Linked DNA regions of Homo sapiens: region 2 is linked to region 1. A link is a loop called in an ENCODE intact Hi-C map of the cell type or tissue named here. Cell type or tissue: heart left ventricle. All regions are shown on one strand. Each heading gives the region's core, and the rest is flanking DNA. Links, peaks and the distances in the headings are about the cores only.

Region 1 (8,000 bases), core at 1-8,000:
TCCTGACCTCAAATGATCCGCCCGCCTTGGCCTCCTAAAGTGCTGGGATTAGGGGCACGAGCCACTGTGCCCAGCCTGGAAGTTCCATTTAAATGGCAACTTGCAGTCAGAATTTAAGGGGCAGTTGACAGGGAGACCCACCCGGAGCTGTGTCCTCAAGCCACATTCTCTTGTCCTGCCCATCACAGCGCTGCCACCACCGCCTCTGGCCCTCAGAGGGCGGCAGGCAACCTCTAAGCTTCCTCCTTTCCTCTCTTCCCCCTTTCCTCCCTCCCTATGCCCCTGGGTGCCCGATCCAGGCTTCAAAGAGACAGCTTTCCTGTACGCGGTGTCCTCTGCCGCCCTCACCCACACCCTGGCCCGGGCCTGCAGCGCTGGGCGCATGGAGCGCTGCACCTGTGATGACTCTCCGGGGCTGGAGAGCCGGCAGGCCTGGCAGTGGGGCGTGTGCGGTGACAACCTCAAGTACAGCACCAAGTTTCTGAGCAACTTCCTGGGGTCCAAGAGAGGAAACAAGGACCTGCGGGCACGGGCAGACGCCCACAATACCCACGTGGGCATCAAGGTGAGCATGTCCCTGGCTGCCCGCAGTGCCTTCCCACCAGGGTACACAGCTGGGGAGCATGGCTTGAAGGAGGCCAGCACCCCACTCCCCAAAATACATGAAGAGCCGTGAACTTCATAAAGGCAGGATGAACTTCACGTCTTCAACCAGCATTCCCTTGGCATCTACTCTGGGCTGTGACTGGGTGCCAGGAACACAGCGGAAGCATGGAAGGGTCATGAGTGTCATTGGTGGAAGCAGTGGTCACCAGTGGGAGCCAGGCTTAGGACTAGGTCTGGTGAAGCAGGGACATGTTTGGAGAGGGGTCTCCATTCCAAGGACCAGGCCTTCCTGGAGGTCCTGGAAGCCCAACATTGTTTGAAAACCTCCATCTAGAGCAACTGCCCACTTCTCCATTTTATGGGTGGGAAGATGGAAGTGGCCCAGAGAAGGGAAGGGGCTGAGGTTACACAGTAGTGGGAGGTCTGGAGGGTGAAAAGTATCTTGGTCTATTGAGGGGAGGAGGCTGGGAGACACCAGTGCTCTAGCTGTTTATGAGATTAAGTTCTGAGTTGTCATCACTGAGTTGTGAACCGGGGCTGCTGTGTTCAATCATTGAGTTGGTGTGAACCGGGGCTGCTGTGTTCAGTCACTGAGTTGGTGTGAACCGGGGCTGCTGTGTTCAGTCACTCAGTTGGTGTGAACTGGGACTGCTGTGTTCAGTCGCGTAAGTTGTCTATTCCACAAGAACTCCAGGCCAAGGGGAGGAGCTGGGGCTGAGACCCTGGGTCTCTTTCCCATTCTCCTGCCTCTGCCCTGCTGGGGTTGGTGCTCTGGGGGCAGGCTCTGGCTGCTGGGCCCAGGCCTCTGACCACGCCTCTGTTCTGCCTCCCCCACAGGCTGTGAAGAGTGGCCTCAGGACCACGTGTAAGTGCCATGGCGTATCAGGCTCCTGTGCCGTGCGCACCTGCTGGAAGCAGCTCTCCCCGTTCCGTGAGACGGGCCAGGTGCTGAAACTGCGCTATGACTCGGCTGTCAAGGTGTCCAGTGCCACCAATGAGGCCTTGGGCCGCCTAGAGCTGTGGGCCCCTGCCAGGCAGGGCAGCCTCACCAAAGGCCTGGCCCCAAGGTCTGGGGACCTGGTGTACATGGAGGACTCACCCAGCTTCTGCCGGCCCAGCAAGTACTCACCTGGCACAGCAGGTAGGGTGTGCTCCCGGGAGGCCAGCTGCAGCAGCCTGTGCTGCGGGCGGGGCTATGACACCCAGAGCCGCCTGGTGGCCTTCTCCTGCCACTGCCAGGTGCAGTGGTGCTGCTACGTGGAGTGCCAGCAATGTGTGCAGGAGGAGCTTGTGTACACCTGCAAGCACTAGGCCTACTGCCCAGCAAGCCAGTCTGGCACTGCCAGGACCTCCTGTGGCACCCTTCAAGCTGCCCAGCCGGCCCTCTGGGCAGACTGTCATCACATGCATGCATAAACCGGCATGTGTGCCAATGCACACGAGTGTGCCACTCACCACCATTCCTTGGCCAGCCTTTTGCCTCCCTCGATACTCAACAAAGAGAAGCAAAGCCTCCTCCCTTAACCCAAGCATCCCCAACCTTGTTGAGGACTTGGAGAGGAGGGCAGAGTGAGAAAGACATGGAGGGAAATAAGGGAGACCAAGAGCACAGCAGGACTGAAATTTTGGACGGGAGAGAGGGGCTATTCCATCTTGCTTCCTGGGATGAATGGCTTGGAGCCAGCATGTTCTTGGGAGGTGAACTGCTGGGCTAGGAATGCCAAGGCAGGCAGTGCCAGCTGGAAGTGAAGGCGGGAGCCTGGCTGAGATGGGTCAATCGGGTCCTGTGGCCCTGCTCAGGTGCAGTGGGCTCCAGGTGTCACACACCTCCACCACTCCCCTGGTTTTGCTGTGCCAGAGATGGGGAGAAAGCACAGGTGGTAGAAGCCATCCGTTCAGAGAAAGGAGAGCTTTCTGTGCTTGAGTGGACCCGAGTGAGATCTGTGCCCTGGAGCCCTGTGTCCTTGATTTGGCTTTTCAAATATGCCTCCGCTGAGGCCTCATTCTTGTCTCGAGAGCTGGGTTATGCACACTCACCCAGCCGTGCTCAAAACTACCACCAGTGCAGGTAAGACAGGTGGGAGAACTAGCCACCAAGGCGGGACTCAGTGCACCTGAGGTTGAACAGGGAGACAACGGCCCCTCCCTGTGTTCCCTGCTGGCCAAAGGAATCTTCACTCCCAGCGCAGAGGAGGAGGGCAACAGCTTCCTGGTGCCTGGCAGTGACGTGGCGAGCTCAGTTTCTCAGCTGGCTCTTGAGTGAGCTTTGGTGACTTCCTGTGGCTGGGGCCTGCCTGGTCTGTGACACCCCCATACCAGCTGAGTTCACAATACTGAAGAACAGCTGGCTCACGAGCTATGACTTGAAGTTACATTTCTATTCTTGTGGCTGCTCATCTAGTTAAGGCTTTTGCCCTGGCTGGGGTTATAGGTGCTTGAGTCCTTGCTAAGCCTGGCTCCTGGGTAGCCTCCTTCAGTTCCTAATGGCCTCTCACTTGGCCCTCACTTTGGCTCTTACTTGAGGAGGAGACGTGACTTTGATAATTTCCTCAGATCCTGTGGACATTTTCAGCAGCACCTGCCAAGGCCCTCTGTGAAAGGAGGAGAGACTGGTACCTCCACACAGGCACACATGGATGCACAGCCCCTGGACCAGGCTGGGGGTTCCTGTTGCACATGCCTCTCTTGTTCAGGATGAAGACCTTGCAGGGGTCCCCTTGCTGGAGGCATTGTACTTCCCCAGAGTGGGGCCCGATGCCACCCAGGAGGAAGTGACTTCTTTCGGGAAGCCCTTGGCCACTTTGCTGGCCCTGCCACGCCCATCTGTCAGCTTCCTTTCTCCCTAAACCTAGAGTTGCTGACCCTTCACCAACACAGGAAATTTCAGAATCAGCTGAATGCTCAGAAACCTCGCCTGTGCCAGCTCCAGGACAAAGGCCCGCTGACTGTGCCCTGGCCAACTCCCTGAGACCTCCAAGGGCGAGGAGGAGCTGCCCAGTCTCCAGTGGATCAGGGCAGTCTGCTGGATGCTGGAAGGATTTTTGACTGCAGAGGCCCGGCTGAGAAGCCAAACTGACCTGAGCCCCTCTCGTTAAAATGACATTGCTGACCCAAGCACCTGGCCCACACCTTGGCAGCAGGAGAAAAATGGGGAGAGGGCTGGTTTTCTCCTTTCTTCCACTTCCCCACAGCATGGAGATTTTCTCTGCCTTCCCAATCCATCTTGCTCCTCCGAGACCCCAACTCTGCCTCCACCCAGGCTCAGTGCTGGGCGTAAGGCAGCAGGGACCTCACTGGCAGAGCAGGGGGCCTGGGAGCAACGTGGAGGCCAGAGCACCCTGATCCACCAACATGCCACCTGCATTCTGACTTCATGGCTGGCAGTGCCAGGGTCGTGGGAGGGCAAAGGGCAGGCTCTAAGGCATCTAGGCAGTGGCTGGCTGCTAACATGGACACCCCAAGTCAATGGCACAGTGCAGGTTCTGAGGGCTCCTTGGCTTGTGGGGTCTTCTCTGTCTGTCTCTCTCCCTCTCTTCTTCCTTGCTCTCATCCCTTTCTTTTCCAGTTACCCCTGAAGACCCACCTCGGCCCTCTTGGGGCCCCTGGGGACTAGAGTGACCACTGACCCCTCATTCTACAGCTTTAAGGGAAATGCTCACAGGGTATTTTTGTCTACCTCAAATATATAGTTTTTAGAGCAAAGGAGAATAATTTATATAGCTAAGATATATGAGAAAGTATTTATATTATTTATATAGTTGCTATATTTCACAGACAGCACAGGTGGGGTTTGTGTATTTTCCCGGAAACCCTCTGTCTGGGGAGATACAGCCTGACCTGACCGGGTCCCCCACTGAGCAGGAGGCCGGGTCGCTGGGAAGGAGGACAAACCTGTATTCCATGACTGGGTCTGTCTCGGAGCTGGTAAGCACATGTCCGCTCTGTGATGAGCCCTGGTGGGCTCCATCCAGACCCTCCTTGTGATGTTTTTGTAGATTTTCTGCCCTTCTGGGTCCAGGCCCCCTTCTTCTGCTCTGGCAAAAGTGTCTTACTCATAATGATAATGACAACGAGAATTCCCACACCTGGCATTTGTAAAGCACTTTGCTATTTAGAAACAAAAACTTTTACCCCTTTCATCTCACTTGATTTCTCCGTTATCTCTGTGAGGTAGGTGGGGCCACATTACTGTGGCCATTTTATAGATGAGGTCCAGAGATGGAGAGCTGTGCTCAAAGTCACACCTAAGAGACTTGTTCAATGAATATTTACTGAACATCTCCATAGACCAGGCACTACGGGCTGACCTGCTCTGAGCCCAGGAGCCCCAAAGCCTGGATACCACTGTGAGCCCAAGAACTCAGGGAAGCAGTTCCTTCCCAGGCTGTGATCCCAGCCTTTTGGATCTGGATGGCATGTTGGCACTTCCCCCAAGTGGAGTCCCATGTCTCAGGGGCTTTGGCTGCCTGAGAAGGCTGGAGAGACCAGGAACCCATGGAGGCCACTCCAAGGGGTCCTTCTGCCCACACTGCCCAAGAAGCTTGGGCTACACCACTGGGCCCCTCCCAACCTACAGATGAATTTTGATTGCTCTCATTTGTGTTTTGCTTGTAAAAATGAATTGTTTTCCACTGGATTTCTGGCTGCTTTTGCAAAAGTCAGCTGCGCTGGCAGACTGGGCCTGCATGTCCTCCTGCAGGCAGCTAGAGTGAGGGAGTCTAATGGACAGGATGCCCCAAGTGCCCCCGTTGCTCATGGATGCCCCTGCCTGCCTCTCATGAGCACATAGTCCTGTCCCCTGGTCTAGATAAGCCCAGCTTTCCTGGTACCCTTCATCACCTGGCAGACAGACAGCCCCATGCCAACCCTGGACATTACTTGCTTTTGAACCTTTCCTTTCTCAACAACCATGAACTTCAAATGCTTTCTGTCTCAGGACACTTTAGAATAACAATGGAAGCCATCACTTATTGAGCACCCCTTATGTCCATTTATTCAACCAATGATTATTTAGGGATCTCTTATTGAGCACCAGGCAGCATCCTGGGTGCTTGGTGCAGCAAGGAACAGGACCAAGTCTCTGCCTCATGGGGCTGACATCCTAGTGGGTGAGAAAGACAATAAACCAATAAATGACATGCCAGTTATTTGCATTTACTTTGTCTCAATTTATTGCAATAACTTTGCACATTGGACATGGTCCCCGTAATGGATAAGGAAATGGAGGTTGTGAGATGAGAAGCCTCCTCATTGCAACTGGCAGGCAGTGGGGCCAGGATTGGAACACAGATCTCCTGGCCTCCAAAGTATGGGATTTTTTTCCTCTGTACACTGGTATAGGTCGGGCAGGGATGGATCGCCCCATTTTATTGATTCTGGGTAAACTAAGGCCTAGAGGAAGGAAATAATCCATCCTGGATTACACACCAATTCAGACAGGCCAGAGCCTGCATCCTTCCTGGAGTTGATAAGCATTTCTGGAGCCCTCATGCTATGGCAAGCAGCATGGCTCAGGGTGGGGCGGGATGAAGCCAACCAGGGGCCTTCAGGGACCTACAGTCTAATAGGAGAAATGAGAAGCACAGCCATGCAGTGGTTTGGGTCATTTACACACGAATCCTGTGTCCCTTTTCTGGCCACAGTTCCTTCCCAACATGCTTTGGGAGGCCTCGCCCACCAGGATCCTCCTGGGGGTCTGATGGGAGAGGAGGCCTCTTTCTGAGCCAAGCACAGCAGAGAGTGCCTGTCTCCTGGCTCAGGCCTGCCCTGCCCCAGTTCTTCAGCCCTGCTGGGGTCCACATTGCCTTAACTGGGCTCCCCAGGGCGGGAGGCAGAGGTGGGCCCACAGTCCAGCCCTGCAGGGGCCTACATTTCCACCAGCATCCCCGTCCTAACATGCTCCTTCTACCCAGTGTTCCTGGGCCTGGAGACCAGCTGGCTCTGAGTAATGACAGACACGTCCACATGCAGCAGCAGGCTCCAGTTTATCAAGGGATTTCTCATCTATTTTCTCTCTTGAACCTCACAAGGTGGACACCCTTCTTCTTTTTTTACAGATAGGGGAATTGAGACACAAAATGGTTAAGTGACTTACCAAAGGCTATATCGCTAGCAAGCGGATCCAGGCCTTTTGCCTCCAAACCCCATATTCTCTCTACCATACACCATCCTCACCTCCTCCTGCCCTCATCTGAGCCTTACTTTGTTCCTGCTCATAATCTAGTTCCCAAACAGGCCCGCAGACCCCTCCACCTCCAGCTGCTCAATGCCACCATCTTCCAGGAGGACCGGGGCTTGTTGAGACAGTCACTAGGTGGGTACCCTACCCGCAATATCCCTCCTCCTTTAAAAACAGCCACATGTGCTTTCTGTCTTTGCATTTGCAATATCTATCTTGTTGAATCACTTGTGAGACCTTTGCAGACACCAAGACACTTACATACTTTATCATGTATCTCCTAAGGACAAGAACATTCTCCAACAGAACCACAAGGCCATCACCACATCTAAGAGATGTAACATTGACAAAAATTATCTACTACATAGTCCATATTCAGACTTCCCCAATTGTCCCTCAAAATGTCCTTTATAACATTATTTTCTGGCCAGGCACAGGTTCACACCCATAATCCCAGCGATTGGAGAGGCCGAGGCAGGAAGATCGCTTGAGCCCAGGAGTTCGAGGATATAGTGAGCTGTGATTGCACCACTGCCTTCCAGCCTGAGCGACAGAGTGAGACCCTGTCTCTAAAAAATTAAAATTAAAAAATTTTTAAAACATGTTTTCCTGGCCCAGGATCCACTCAAGAATTAGGCATTGCACGTTGTTTTCATGTCTCTCCAGCTCCCTGTAATCTAGAACAGTCCCCCTCTTTCTTTGCTTTCATAACAGTGATAGTTTGAAGAGTCCAGGCTGCATGTCTCGTGGAATACCTCTCAACTGAGATTTGCCTGATCGTTTCCTTGTACTTGGATTCAGGTTAAACATTTTGGCAATAAGCTGCTTGGGTGATGTGTATCCTATTCTGTGCATGCTGTAAGGAGCCACAGGATGTTTTGCTCTTGTTGCCCAGGCTGGAGTGCAGTGGTGCGATCTCGGCTCACAGCAACCTCCACCTCCTAGGTTCAAGCGATTCTCCTGCCTCAGCCTCTAGAGTAGCTGGGATTACAGGCTCACCCATGATGGGGATGGGGACATTCTGGAGGGAGAGGCACTGGCGGGAAGCATCCTATGCCTGCCCCCACCCTTCCCATTTCTTTCCGATTCTTGACTTCGCTCCATCTCTCACCTGGAGTTCCTTCTTGCAACCGATCATGCAGCAAACACGGATTGGTGGCCTATGGTGCACGAGGCACGTGACAGGGTCCTAGATGCCATGGTAATGAGACTAGGT
Region 2 (15,018 bases), core at 1-8,000, 59 kb before region 1:
GCCAGTGACTCTAGTGCCTGGACAGACAGGACAAGCTGGTGTCAAGGAAGCCTGTGCCCCTGCCTCTCTAGCTTGCCATCCCTGGCCAGCTGTGCCCCCTGCAGCCACCTTGTGAGACTTTTGCTTCCTGTTGGACCTTCCCTCCAGGCCCATGGCTGCCCACCAAACACCCAAGCTCAGGTGTCATTCATACCCACAGGTAGATGTCTGCAAAGATATTCACAGCCACACAGCCCTGGGCCCAGCACCTGGGGACAGGATCACAGGCGGACTCAGACACAGCCCTCACACAGCTATGGACTTGAGGCTCACTCTCCTCCTTACAAGCACAATCAGGTCATGGCCATGAGCACTGATATTCATGCACAAAGACATCTGTGGGGCTTTCCCCACACTGTCATGAAGGCATGCGCGCGCACGTACACACACACACACACACTCACACACACGCACGCACGCACACACACACTCACATGCCCAGTCATGAACACAGTCAAGCCCAGCGTCACAGGCAGACACAGGCTCTGACCTTTACATGGGCAAAGATACTTCTAGACTTCTCTCTGTCTCTTACACATGTACATACACACATCACAGCACCAGCCACTTGCTCACACTCGTGTGCAGACACACACAGCACAACCTGTCGTGGGCATGGATCCCCCAACACGCCCACACGATTTCACATCCATAGTAGCCCAGTTGCAGGCACAAACACTTTTGCACACAGAGACACACTGGTGTATAGAAAACACCTCTTAGGGTCATAGACCCAGAACACACGCACACACACACACACACACACACACACACACACACACACACCTCTCTCCTTGGCTTAGACAAAGCAGCATTCCTGTCCCCCACCAAATTCCCAAACAAGCCATGTGTCTAGCATTATGTTAGGGCCAATGTCTTGACCTTCCAGGTTTCCCCAGCGTTTCTTCCTATTGGGCAATCCCTATCTAGATGGTCCCCAAGATACCATTTCACACCAGAATCTACACCAACTGGAAGAGTGCCCTCTTCTAGTTCATAGGGCCGGAGAGACTGGTCTCTCTTCCTCAGTCCCTGCCACCTATGGGCCGCCAAACCTTTCCTTCCTACCCTCCCCCAACCCACCAGAGTCTCTGCGAAAGCAAGGCGAAAAACGGCATGGCCTTGGCCCGGGAATGGGAAGAGGGTCAGGAATGGCCGGGTGAGGCTGGACTGGTGTTGGCAGCAGCCTTTCCCCAGACTGGCCGAACCTCCTTCCTGAAGTCCCTGGCTGCCCTGGCCACCCCATGGACTTCTTTATGTGCTGGAAGCCTCAGGTTAGCCCAGCCCCCCGGAAAAGTGTGGGTTGGGCAGAAGAAAGACTTCCCCTTGGCTGGCTGTCCTGGGAGCAACTCCTAGCACCCTCTAAACAGAGACCCTTGGCCATGTCCCCACCCTCTCTCCCAGGAGCCCCAAACACCCAGACACAAATGCTGCCATCCCCAAACAACTGGAAGACTCGGGGTGTGGCCCCCAAGTCTCGCTGTCTCTGCTCCTCCTACCCTGGACTCTGGGTTGGCGAAAGGCAGGGAGTCTGGGGACCTGCAGGCGGTACCGCACCGTGGTGGCACTTCTTTCTGACTTTCACCCCGGGGGCCACAGCCCACTTCTCACTCACAGATCCCAAATTCTTCCTCCTCACCTCCCCCCGCCCAGGCCAAGGCTCTCCTATGTCCAGGAGGGGAAGATTCTTTAATTAAAGTTTTCCGGAATGTAGGGGGCTGGAGACTGGGGAGAGGCGGAGTGTAATTTAGAGAACTGGTTTCAGTGTCTTCCCCTCTGGCCCCTGGGACCTGCGGAGGGTGGGAGAGCGGCGATGGGGCCGCTCGGAAAACAAGGGGACTCCTGGAGCTGGGGCTCCCAAAGCGATGTTTATTCCTCACCCAGGCCCCCCAGACACGCACAGCCCCCCCCAAGCACTGCTCCCGGCTTCCCAGTCTTATTTACTAAAATGTCTTTTGTATCCACATTTCTCAGGGACGGAATTCTCCCTTCCCTCTCCCTTTCTCCTCGGTCCTCGGTTTTCCAAAAGGAAGAAATGTGACATGGAGAATTGGATTTTTGGTCAAAGAACAACAAGCCTACCCCTCCCAGACAACACATTTTCAAGGAACCCCCCTTTTGCCAGGGTGGACAAGCAAGAAATGAATAAAATCCGAATTCAATGGCATCCCGGATCAGCAAATACCATATTCACTTCAGAGGCTCAAGATGAATCTAGAGCGGTGGGGAGAATCTGATGAAATCCCCCCACCCACTCCCCTGCCCCGGGAGGAGCCCTGAAGCCTTTGGGGTCTGAAATAGGAAGGCAAAGGGGGGTTATTATGGGGAATCTCTTGATGGAGGCGCCGGCAGAGGTGGGGTGGCAGTGAAGGAACAGGATGGTTTTGCCCATGAAGACCCCAAAATGGAGAAGAGGAGTGGCTGGGCCCCAGGGACAGTGCTGGATTTCCAGAAACCCAACTGCAAGCAAATGGGGGGTCTTCGGGGGCCTCTAGATTGGGACGGGCAGAGGGTTAGGATCTAAGAATAAGAAACCTTCTGAGATGGGAAAAGTCCTCCAGCCCCTGCAGCGGGGAGCAGGGAAAATGGTGATTATCAGAGGAGCCAGGAGTTGGATTCTGAAGGCGACACCAGCAGAAAATCCAGGAGGGGTGGGCGGGTGGGGGGCTGGAGGGAGGCGAGGAGAGGAGCCCCAGCCCTGCAGCGGCCCACCCCCAGCCGGCGCCCCCACCTTCCCCGGACGCGGCGGAGAAACCGGGCCGCGGGCAGACAAGAGGCGAGTCTTACCACCAAATTGGGTAGCCAGCGAGGACCCTGGTGCCACCGAGCAGGAGGCCGAGGAGCAGCCCGAGCAGGTGGGGCTCCATTAGAAGAGGCGCCGAGGAGGAAGTTTGCCCGCGACCATGAAGAGGGGGAGCGACGCCCCCAATAGTTGGAACAAAGTCCACTTGAGATTGGAAATGACTTTCGGGCTTGTCAGAAGCGCACCTCCACCCGCAGCCGCCCCCCTCCCGAGCCCAGCGCGGAGCAGCCGGGTTTGAGGATGTCAGCGAGCAGCCAATCAGCGCCCGCGGCCTAAGGTAAGAGATGAGTCTGTAGTTCAGCCTGTCAATCACGCGCCCCTCCCGCCCGGCCCACAACTCGGGCTCCGGGAAGGGCATCGCCCAGCAAACTTGGGCAAAGCCCGCGCCCCGGACGCCGCGGGGCTTCGGGGGGACGCGGTGGGCCGGACCCTCTGCTACCGCCGCGGTCCCCCGCTGGCCAGGGTTAGGGCGCGGGGGCTTTGACCCGGGCGTTCACATGGCGAGGGCTTGGCGTGGGCATGAACGGGTGGCTCCTTTGCTGGCGGGGACCGTGACCCGTTGGGACGTGGGCCCGCGAGGAATCGAGGGTAGAAAGCACAGGGATGTTTCCAGAAGCCCCGCTCGGGCAGGTCAGGATCAGAGGGTGGGGGAACGCACCCCCTCCCAGCTTCCAGCCTCCCGAGTCCGCCCGCTCTCTGGCCTCTCGTCCTGGCCGCGGGAGGTCACTTCCCGGGTGTCCGAGGAACGTGCGGAAAAGTCCGCGGAGGCTCGAAGGTCTGGCTGCGGGCGGCGCCGGGGGACGGAGCCGAGTGTCATTTGAGTCTTTTGTCAGGGATCAGATCGGTATCGGGACCTCCTGCTGCCTTTGCATTTCCTGCAACTGACACCAGCGGCCAGTCGCATTTCCTGCTCTCGGAGTCGGGTCACTTTCTCCTCCTTGAGGGGTTCAGGCCCGACCTCTGGCCCGGGTCGGAGGCGTGACCCACAGCCTCAGTGGGATTCTCGGTTGGACCATCAGGGACCGGTGAAACGCGCAGCTCTGGCCGAGGGCGGCCCAGGTCCTTGGAAGACCTTGCTGCCCTCCGGAGCGCCCCTCACTGCCCGACCGTCCCGCCTGAGGCCCCGGTTCTACTGATAGGGAGCTCCAGCCTGGGGTTTGGCGATAAAGGCCCTTGCCCTGTGCGGACACCAAATGCCTCCAGTTACCCACCCCTCCCCACAGGAAAGGAGTCCTTCCAGGCCCCCTTCGGGCTTGCTTCCTCTCCTCTCCCTCTCCAGAGCGAGGAATTAGGTCTCAGCCCTGGGTGGTATTGACATCATGGTCAGGTTTTGGGGACTCACGCCCGGTCACCTGGGTGCCTTTCCCTAGGCCCCCTCCCAGGCCACCTGAGGCACCAGGACTCTGCGCAGCCCCGGTCTGGGGTGAAGGAAGCACTGCCGGTGGGGAGCAGGGACCGCTGTGTAGGGAACTGTGGCAGAAAGGGCAGAGAATGAGCCGACCCGAGTCCCACAGAGGCCTGGAACGGCGGGCGTTCCACGAGGTGAGGGCCATGGCTGAAGGAAGTCTTACGCCAGGGGGCCAGACATTCCTGGCCTTTGATCTGAGCCCCCCGTACCCACAGCTCCAACCTGCTGCCCCTTCTGGTCGGCGAGCCCTCTCCGCACGCGGCTGCTGCCGGCACAGGGAGCGCGGGGAAATGGCCTCGGGGGCACCAAGGGTCGGGAGAGCCGCCTGGGCTTGTCATGGCTCCTGCTGCGTTCCCAGCCCATTGCTGGACTGGAGGGGGTGGGAGGGGAGGTTGAAAGAGAGGAAGGAAGGGGAGGAAAAGGAGAATCCGAGAGGAGGAGAGAGAGAGAGGGGCTCAGAGATGAGAGAGACGCTGAGACAGAAACCAAGAAAACTGTCGGGGGGAGGCTGAGCCACCGGTGTGAGGAAGAAAGGGGCAGGGGGGAGGCGGAGAGCACCAAGGAGCTGCAAGGCGAAGAAAAATCGTGAACCTGACCAGGAGTGGTGAACCTGGTGGGGGCTGCAGAGATGGGGATCCCTAGAGATGCTCCTCATGGCTGGGCTGATTCTGGGGTGCCCTGTTTCTGATTCACCTGGAAAGAGGGTTACCATTGCCATGAATGCAGAGCCTCAGGACCAAGGCTCTGGCAGTGGAGAGCTTTCCACATACCTCCCTCTTGGATGGAGGCCTGCTAGGTCCTACCTGGAGTCCTGTCCCACCCACAGGGCTCCCAGGTGGCTTTCTGATCAGAGCTGCCTGCTGGAGTCCTGCCCAAGGGCTCGGGAGTTCCAGAGCCCCATGACAGTGGTGCTGAGAGCTGGGGAGGGCTACCTTCCCTGGCCACTCAGACACCACTGTGGATGCAGTATGGTGGGGCGACAGGGCCTGGACTTGATGGCTTCTTGGGGTCATTACTGGGCCTCAAGACTCCACAGGTGCCAACCCTGTGAGGTGGGAGCAAAAGATCCGAGGCTGTCGGTGGGAGTGTGTGTTGGCTGAGATATGCCCAGCCAGCATCCTGGGTGCTGTGGGCAAGAACATCATTCCCTGAGGGGTCATGTGTACCTGAATGCCTCCTCCAGGCAGCCTGGAGAACTCAGACGCAGGTCATGTGCATCAGGCAGGAAACAAGTGGGTTGAAGGGTGGAATCTAGGAGCTGGCCATGTGCGCCTGGGAAGTGACAGAGGAGAGGACTGGAACCTACCAGCGGCCCTGCCAGGCCCCTAGTGAATGGAGGTGTGTGTGGGGATTTCCGCCACTTGAAAGCTCCTCAGACAAGGGGAGCCTGAGTCCCTTCCTTTCCCCCAGGTGTCCTTCCTTCAACACAGGTTTAATTTCCTTCCTCCTGCACCCCTTGCGCTGCCGCGGGTGGAAACGCAGGAATGGTTTCTCTCAGGGGAGGGCGGGCGCCCCTGACCACACATCACAGATAGAAACACCCTCTCTCTAACAGGTACCCCAAGCCCCAGGGTGGTTTCACTTGGTGGAGAAAGGGTTAAATTCACTCCAAGACCAGGAAGGGAGGGCGGGGTGGAGGCATCAGCCGGTGGACCAGGAGGCCATCGCCCTGAAAGGAAGGGTGGTCTCTTGGAAGAGGGCAGAAGAGGCAGCAAGGGCCAGGGACCTGGGGACATGGGGTGGCACGTGGGAAGCACTTTTTGTTGTGTGTGTGAATGTGTGGGACCTTAGACCTGGGAAGGGGACCCCAGTCCCAACCCAACCCCTCTCTCTAGCTGGCTCGGAGGTTCCTTTTGATGTGCACTCCCCCGGGGCTCAGAGTCTGCCGCTGTGTATTCAGTGAGGCTCCACTGGACCCCCTGCGGAGGCACCGTGTAGACAAAGAATCCGGTGGCCAGGCCCCCGCCCGCCCTCATGGGGCTACCCGTCTGTCGCGGGGAAGGAGGAGGAAATCTCCGATCCAGGCACTGTGCCATTCATTTTTGCTTGAAACAGGTCTTGGGGCTGCCAGGCGGGAGTCGGGAGCCGGACCAACCTGGGGGGGTAAAGGGAGAGGCGAAGCCGTTGCAGCGGGGAAGCAGGTGGGGAAGTGCGAAGGGCCGAAGGCCTAACACCACAGGGCTTATGGAGGAACAGTGCAAAGGGAGCACATAGGGGGCTCCAAGGCCTCTGACCTGGAGAGGAGGGCGTTTAACTTTCTCCTAGGAGCTGTAGGAACCGCAGAGCGGTTTTAGGCGAGCTCCCTAGAGGCCACTGGAAGGCTGGACAGCAGAGCCTGGAAGCAGGAAGGCCCTAGCGTGGGTGGTGGGCGCAGGAGTAAATCGGATTTCTTTCCACTGCCCAGCCTAGTTTGCTGGCATAGAGGCTGCATCCTGGAAATGCAGGAAGCCCCTGACCTGCACCGAGTAAGCGCATAGTAGGTAAGCACCAGATGTTAATCTAACACACAAAGGAGCGCAGGTGCACGCGGAGGTCGGCTCAGAGCCCAGCGGCGCGGGCGCGCCCCCTGGCGGCAGTGCTGATAGCAAGGCGGGAGGTCAGCAGGCGAGGAAGGGGTCGCGCCTGGTCCCACTCCGCTCCCTGCGGGCCCGGCATCCTCAATTGTTGCTGGTGAGCAGCCCGGATTTCGGAGGATCTTGGTTAAGCAGGTGCCCTCCTGAGTGAATGCCCTTAATCTACCTCGCAATCCCGGAGCTTAGCTGGGGATAAGGGGTGCATGGCTTCAGGCTCCCCTCTCCTCTCCAGACAGGCGGAGGGCGAGCGGGCCCAGGTGATGCCGGTCCAGGGCGCACTGGGGCACCGCCAGATCCACCCTGCGGATGCCTCCCTCTTCCGCTGACATATGGGAGGCTGCCAGCGGCAGGCGGATGTCACCAGTTCTTCCTGGATCCCGAGATCACAGGGGCCGCTGTGGGCACCTGAGAGGTTCTCCCTGTGGCAGTAGTTCCTCCTGTCTTAGCTCTAGCTCCCCAGGGCATTCAGTTTTATGTATTTATATATATATGTATTTATAATAAATATGTATTTATAATAAATATGTATTTATAATAAATATGTATTTATAATAAATATGTATTTATAATAAATATGTATTATATAATAAACACATATATTATATATTATATATTATATATATTATATTATATATATTTATATATTATATATTATATATTTATATATAATATATTATATATATTTATATATAATATATTATATATTATATATATAGAAAGGTGGAATTTCATTCTTGTTGCCCAGGCTGTAGTGCAATGGCGCGGTCTCGACTCACTGCAACCTCTGCCTCCCAGGTTCAAGCGATTCTCCTGCCTCAGCCTCCCAAGCAGCTGGGATTACATGTGCCCGCCACCACGCCTGACTAATTTTTTGTATTTTTAGTAGAGACAGGGTTTCACCGTGTTGGCCAGGCTGGTCTCGAACTCCTGACCTATATTTTTAAGACAGAGTCTCACTGTGTCGCCCAGGCTGGAGTACAGTGGTGCAGTCTCGGCTCACTGCAACCTCCACCTCCCCATATTCAAGTGGTTCTCCTGCCTCCGCCGCTCAAGTAGCTGGGATTACAAGCATGCACCACCATACCCAGCTAATTTGTGTTTTTTTGGTAGAGACAGGGTTTCGCCATGTTAGCCAAGCTGGTCTTGAACTCCTGACCTCAAATGACCCACCCATCTTGGTCTCCCAAAGTGCTGGGATTACAGGTGCAAGCCACCATGCCTGGCCTCCCCAGAGCATTTTGGAAAGCGATTTGCGGTGAAAGTCCTTTAGAAGGGAGGGAATGGGGTGGGGTGGGGGCACTGGCCGGTTGCCTGTCATCTCTGAGTCCCTGGCTTCGGTTGTGGAGTGGAGATAACACTTTCCACCTTGTAGGGAGCTGTCAGCGTTAAATGAGAATGGTGCTGACGGAATGCCAGACTGCGGATGGTGAATACAAAATATTGGGTTTCCTTCTTCTCTTGAGGCAAGGAGTAAGCCTCTCTCTCAGGTCTCTCTTCCTGCCCCAGTCAGTGTCTGCTAAGCAGTCCCCCTTCAGGCGCCCAGGAGCCTTCTCCAGAAGGATTTATCCGGGATAATGTTGTCTGATGTCCCCTTCCAAGACCCACTTCAAAATATCCACTTCAGAGAGGCCCCTCCAGACCCCTTGCCACTCCCTAGCCCTGTCCTGTCAGGCCTCTTATTCAGCTTTATTTTCCAGCATAGCCCTGACACTGATGTGATTAATATGTGATTACACATATTATTATTTTTTTGAGACGGTGTCTTGCTCTGTCGCTCAGGCTGGCATGCAGTGGTGTGATCTTGGCTCACTGCAGCATCCACCTCCTGGGTTCAAGTGATTCTCTTGTCTCAGCCTCCCAAGTAGCTGAGATTACAGGCGCTCGCCACCATGCCTGGCTAATTTTTGTATTTTTGGTAGAGACAGTGTTTCACCATGTTGGCCAGGCTGGTCTTGAACTCCTGACCTCAGGTGGTACGCCCGCCTTGGCCTCCCAAAGTGCTGGGATTACAGGCGTAAGCCCCCATGCCCGGCTGATTATACATACTACATAGCAGACATATCTGCTCAGTTTCTTGCATATGTTGTCCGTCTCCAACTGTGAAATCTCCACAAAGAAACTCCCTCCACAAGACTGCTGAACCCCCAGTGGTGAGGGATCCAGCACTTAGCAGCCCCTCGAAAACACTGTTGATGATGGGCCCAGAGGAGAGGGAGCAGGCAGGGCCGAGGTCTCAGATAGAAGGGCCACTGACTCAGGTCTGGGCTCCCTGTGGCCCCTCAGGGTCCTCAGTGCCCCTATCTTGAGTGGCCCTGGCCCCTACAACTCCAACCCACCCCAGCTACCCTGCTCTGTCGCTTGGTTCCTGTGTCCCTTTCATAGGACCCTGTGCTGCCTCCAGTGGGATGAGATTAAGGGTGGGCAGCCTGTTGGGAAGTCACTGCCACATGGGGGCATCTGGGGCTTGGTGGCCCCTCGTGCTGCCTCTCCAGCCATGTGCCACACCTCTTTCTCCTTCCCTTTCTTTCTCTTCAGCCTCCCTCTGTGCCCCTTTATTCTGCCATTGCCTCATAACCCTGAGCCCCATCCCTGGACATGGCTGGCCTGCCCAAGGCTTTTGGGGCTCTAACCCAAGGCCAGCTCCTAGCATGGCTGTGATCCTACCTGAGGAGTTAGAGCCAGACCTCTGTGTGTGGCTGCCACGGTTTCTCTCAGTCACCTGGAACTAGAGCTCCTGAGTTTTCCTTCCACTCCCCTGTGTATGGGACATAAGCAGGCAGGGAAGGGGAGGGAGCCCTGGTTGCAACCCAGGAGGGGCTTGGAGCCATCTTTGGTCTCTTCTGTCTCCAACCTTAGTCACGATGGGCCCCCACCTTCCGCCTGGGCTCTGAGGGCGGAAAGTGTCTGTATTTCTCATCGCACACATTGACTGCATGCCTGCTGTGGACAAGGCTCCACGAGGAATGGGACTACCCTCAAGGAGTCTGCCTTCTTCCTTATAACCCAGCTCCGGTTGATGCACACAGTAGGTGCTCTGTGAATTTCACCTGGTCCATTTCTTCAACGCATCTTCATGGAGCAACTCTGTGTGCAGCTGCCCCTTGGCAGCTGAGCACTGATGAGCAAAAGCAGCCCAGGTTTTGGCCTGCAAGGAACTTGCCATCTGCTGGGGACAGTCATTCATCAGAGGACCAAATACGTAAATGTTTCCTTAAAAAACAAAACCAGGCCAGGCATGGTGGCTCATGCCTATAATCCCAGCACTTTGGGAGGCCGAGGTGGGCGGATCACCTGAGGTCAGGGGTTTGAAACCAGCCTGGCCAATGTGGCAAAACCCTGTCTCTACTAAAAATACAAAATTAGCTGGGCATGGTGGCGCATGCCTGTAATCCCAGCTACTTGGGAGGCTGAGGCAGGAGAATCACTTGAATCCAGGAGGCGGAGGTTGCGGTGAGCCAAGACCGTGCCACTGCACTCCAGCCTCGGCAACAAGAGCTAAACTGTCTCAAGAAAACAAAACAAAACGAAACAAAACAGAGGTGTGGAAGTTCTCTCCATCTCAGGGGTCTTGCGGGGAAGACTTTTGTGGGGGCACATTAGGGAGATAGAATAGAACAAGCCTGATAATATCCTTGGAGATGGTGAAGAAATTTCTAGTGAAGTCCTGGTTTGCACCTTCCAGAACTCTGCCAACTAACCACCTTCTCCACAGACCAGTATGGCCAGTAGCTGTCATTGCTGGGACCTCAGGGTGGCCAGCTATGGGCCCTGAGTCCTGGGAGCCTAATCACATGGATGGAGGCCCAGTGGGCTGGGAATGGGGTCACAGCTGCCTCACTGGCAAGGGCCTAGGCACAGCTGGCACAGACGTTGGAGGGCCCTTGGGCTAAGCAGGGACATCTGCCTGGCATTTCCCACATCCCAGCAGGACCCACCTCTTATGCACCTTTGTCTTGGCTTCTAGATAAGGCCTGAATGGGGATTCACATGTCTGACTGGGAAATCCTCTCTGAGTGGTTGCGTTAGAGCCCAGGTCTACCACAACCCCAGTGAATCCCAGCTCTGCCTCTTACTATGTGACACTGAGCATATTATCTAACCTCTCTGTACCTGCTTCATCAACTGCAAAATGGGTATAATAACACTTGTCTCAAAAAGACAATTGCCTATTCAGCAGAGTGATAGCTGCTGTGTTTGAAATGGCACCTGGGACATGTAAAATGATCGGTGAGCATCCACTCCCTCCCTCTGTGGCAATCAGCTGCTCTTTTTTTTTTTTTTTTTTTGAGATGAAGTCTCGCTCTATCACCCAGGCTGGAGTGATCTTGTCTCACTGCAACCTGCAACCTCTGCCTCCTGGGTTCAAATGATTCTGCTGCCTCAGTCCTCCTAGCTGGGACTACAGATGCAAGCTACCACGCCTGGATAATTTTTGTAGTTTTAATAGAGATAGAATTTCACCATGTTGGCCAGGCTGGTCTTGAACTCCTGACCTCAAATGATCCACCCACCTCAGCTTCCCAGAGTGTTGGGATTACAGGCATGAGCCACCATGCCCAGCCTCAGCTGCTGTTTTTGAACTTCTGGAAGACAGGCTTCTGTTTAGATTTAGTGTAGCTCACACTGCTGGTGGTCCCTTCCTCCAGGATGGCAGAGGCCCCCAGTTTGTTCTGGTCTTTACTCCTCCCCTACCTTGCTCAGAGGTAAATCCTGACTGATCTAAGTCAATCACGGGGACCCATTCTGCTTGCCAGGGATTGGCCTAAACTGGGTGACATGTGCCTGAGGGAGGTCAGCTGAAGGGTGCAAGAAGGTTTCTGGGAAGAGTTTTTGGGGCTCTTAAAATGACACACAGTAAGAAATATCTTTTCCCTGCTTTTGGACATTGTTGTTTTGGGTTGGGATACCTGGAGCTGCAGCAGCCATTCTGTGACTATGAGGAAAGCTGCCTGAAGATGAAGCTGACCGGCAGAGGAAGACAGAGCCAAGAGAGAGAAACAAACTTCATCTCTGACACCATTGCTGAGACACTAACTGCCTTCAGAGGAGTCCTGCTTTGGAACTTCTTGTGATATGAAATAATACATTTTCCTTGTTCGTTAGCCCACTTGAGGCTGTTACTTGTAGCCAAAGGCCTCCTAACTATCTGTATCCTCCTCACCCATCATGTCTAGTGTAGGGTAGTTGGATTAAATGTGGAGACTGACTTACAAGGTGAGTTGCTTTTACTTAAGGATGGATGAGTGTTAGGATTTCTTTTTCTTTTCTTTTCTCTTTTTTTGAGACAGAAATTTCTTTCTTTTTTTTTTTTTTGAGGCAGAGTCTTGCTCTGTCTCCCAGGCTGGAGTGCAGTGGTGCAATCTCGGCTCACTGCAAGCTCCGCGCCCCAGGTTCACACCATTCCCCTGCCTCAGCCTCCCAAGTAGCTGGGACTACAGGCACCCACCACCACGCCCAGCTGATTTTTTTTTATTTTTAGTAGAGACGGGGTTTCACCATGTTAGCCAGGATGGTCTCGATCCGCTGACCTCATGATCCGCCGACCTCATGATCCGCCCACCTCGGCCTATCCCAAAGTGCTGGAATTACAGGTATGAGCCACCGGGCCTGGCCAACAGAAATTTCTTTTCTTTTCTCTTTTCCTTTCTCTCTGTCTCTCTCTTTTTTTCCTTTGGATTTCTTTTTCTTTTCTCTTTTTTTGAGACAGCGTCTCACTCTGTCACTCAGACTGGAGTGCAGCAGCACAATTTTGGCTCAGTGCGACCTCCATCTCCCAGGATCTAATGATCCTCTCACCTCAGCTTCCCAAGGAGCTGGGACTACAGGCATACACCACCACAACAAGCTAATTTTTTAAAATTTTTGGTAGAGATGGGGTTCCATCATGTTGCCCAGCCAGGGTGGTCTTGAACTCCTGAGCTCAAGCGATCCATCCACCTCAGCCTCCCACAGTGCTGGGATTACAGGCATGAGTCACCACGCCCTGCCAGGGCTTCTTTTTCTTGATTTGAGGGTTTGTCTAGGTGGGGGTGAGGTTGCAACTGGAGCCTGGAGCTGGGAGCCTCATTCTGAGATGACTTGTGGGGAGAAAGGAAACAACAAAAGGGAGGGTGTAGGGTTGAGGTGAGGTTTAAGATGCATCCAGAATGTAGTTCTGCCCAGGTCGGGCACGGTGGCTCATGCCTGTATTTCCAGCACTTTGGGAGGCCAAGGCAGGCAGATTGCTTTGAGCTCAGGAGTTTGAGACCAGACTGGGCAACTTGGTGAAACCCTATCTCTACAAAAAAAAAAAAAAGAATTGCCAGGTGTTGGTGGCTCGTGCCTGTAGTCCCAGCTACTCAGGAGGCTGAGGCTGGAGAATCGCTTGAGCCCAAGAGGCAGAGGTTGCAGTGAGCCACTGCACTCCAACCTGTGTGACAGAGTGAGACCCTGTCTCAAAAACAAAAACAAAACAAACAAACAGAAAGAATGTAGTTCTGCCCAGTGCTGCCTTTGCATTTTCCTAAAGAGGCTGCAACTTGACTGCTGATGGGTTTGAGGTTCATGAAAATGTTTTGGAATTAGTGGTGAAGGTTGCACAACTTTTTCAATATACTGGAAGCTACTGAATTGTGCACTTTAAAATGGTGATTTTTTTATGGTGTGCAAATTATATTTCAATTTTTTTTTTTAGACAGAGTTTCACTCTTGTCACCCAGGCTGGAGTGCAATGGAGCAATCTTGGCTCACTGCAACCTCAGCCTCCCAGATTCAAGTGATTCTCCTGCCTCAGCCTCCCCAGTAGCTGGGACTACAGGCATGTGTCACTATGCCTGGCTCATTTTTTTGTATTTTTAGTAGAGAAAGGGTTTCACCATGTTGGCCAGGCTGGTCTCGAACTCCTGACCTCAGGTGATCTACCCGCCTCAGCCTCCCAAAGTGCTGGGATTACTGTGTAAGGCACCACGCCTGGCCTCAATTTTTTAAAAAGAGAAAAAGCAGCAGCCCAGCCACCTGCCTCCTACAGTCTCCCCTCTGCCCTTCATTCTCAGGTGTCTAGGAGCCATTCTCAGGCTCCCTGAGTGTGTTTCGGGGATGGAGGGGCACAGCCCCACCAGCCATGCCACACAGGAGCACTTCCTAAAGTCTCTGCTGGGAGGGGCTGGTGGAAGCCTTGCCTGGGGACACTGGGACTCACTCTTTCACCTGAGGGGATGGTTATCTCCTAAGGCCTGGTCCTCACTGGCCAAATAGCCTCAGGTTGGGATGGGAGTAGGGGGTGGGGGCAAAGTGATGCTGTGGTGGGGTGGGGGGAGCATGAGTTCTGTGATCAGAAAGAACAAGTTCACATCCTGGCTCCCTGCTGCTGAGCTGTGACTTTGGGCAAGTTATCTAGATCTCTCTGTGGCCGTTTCTTATCTGGCAAATGGGTATACTAATTCCACCCTTGGCAGGGTTAAATGGCATAGTTTACCCAAAAAGCTCAGGGCATCTAGTAGATAACACAGGCTGACTTCCTAAGACCTGTTATTATCATGAGACCAAACATAATGGCAGAATCCTAACCAGGCTGTCTTAGTGATTGAGGACTGTTGGTGACGAGATGTTCCCAGCTCTCTTGCTTTTCTCAGACTGCCCAAAAGCCTTCCTCCCCTCATCCTCATCACCCACCCCTACCTTTGCCTACCATAGCCTCCCCACCCCCACACCCAGCCTTTTGCTATGCACATCAGCAGGTGTGGTAATGTGGGAAATCATATTTCCTTTCTTTTTTTTGAGATGAGGTCTCGCTCTGTCGCCTGGGCTACAGTTCAATGGCACAAACACGGCTTACTGCAGCCTCGACCTCCCGGGCTCAAGCAATCCTCCCACTTCAGCCTCCTGAGTGGCTGAGACCACAGACATGCACCACCGCACCTGCCTAACTTTTTATTATTTTTAGAGATGGTGTCTTCTTCCTACACTGCCCAGGCTGATCTCCAACTCTTGGGCTCAGGAGATCCTCCCCTCTCAAAGGGCTGGGATTACAGGCATGAGCCACCACACCTGGCCAGAAATCATATTTCTGAATCCCAAATCAGAGTACATGGCATAACCAAAATATTTATTCTTTTACTTTATTTTCTTTTTTCTCCAGAATTTAAGAAAATCTGAAATGAAAATCTGAAATGTAGTTTGGTCAAAGGTTGGACTTTTGGGAGCATTTTGATGGCTAG

The links. Peaks named below come from ENCODE experiments on the same cell type or tissue, not always from the same donor. Only the 100,000 strongest peaks of a DNase experiment are listed, where the experiment ranks them.
Region 2: a loop joins it to region 1, with 3.0 times the contacts of the local background. A loop is called at or near these places in 3 of 110 quality-filtered maps.

The regions. Positions count from the first base shown.
Region 1 is chr17:46,874,802-46,882,801 of GRCh38, forward strand. It overlaps WNT9B (Wnt family member 9B), which reads left to right. Exons shown (of 4, transcript NM_003396.3): 3 at 300-565; 4 at 1,444-5,759. The coding sequence ends at 1,917. It also overlaps a transcript of LRRC37A2 not described here. Among named protein-coding and RNA genes, the nearest start is that of WNT9B, 27 kb to the left of the region's middle. RefSeq lists enhancers at 1,618-2,218, 3,528-4,027. In heart left ventricle, for the core only: no CTCF peak of the experiment used is centred there; DNase peaks (open chromatin) are centred at 2,827 and 3,442; H3K27ac peaks cover 1,294 bases; H3K27me3 peaks cover 65 bases.
Region 2 is chr17:46,815,692-46,830,709 of GRCh38, forward strand. WNT3 (Wnt family member 3) reads right to left here and starts at 3,001. Exons shown (of 5, transcript NM_030753.5): 1 at 2,827-3,001. The coding sequence starts at 2,906. It also overlaps a transcript of LRRC37A2 not described here. RefSeq lists an enhancer at 4,056-4,643. In heart left ventricle, for the core only: a CTCF peak has its summit at 6,814 (motif pointing left); DNase peaks (open chromatin) are centred at 3,110, 3,554, 4,394 and 6,826; H3K4me3 peaks cover 1,187 bases; H3K27me3 peaks cover 7,493 bases.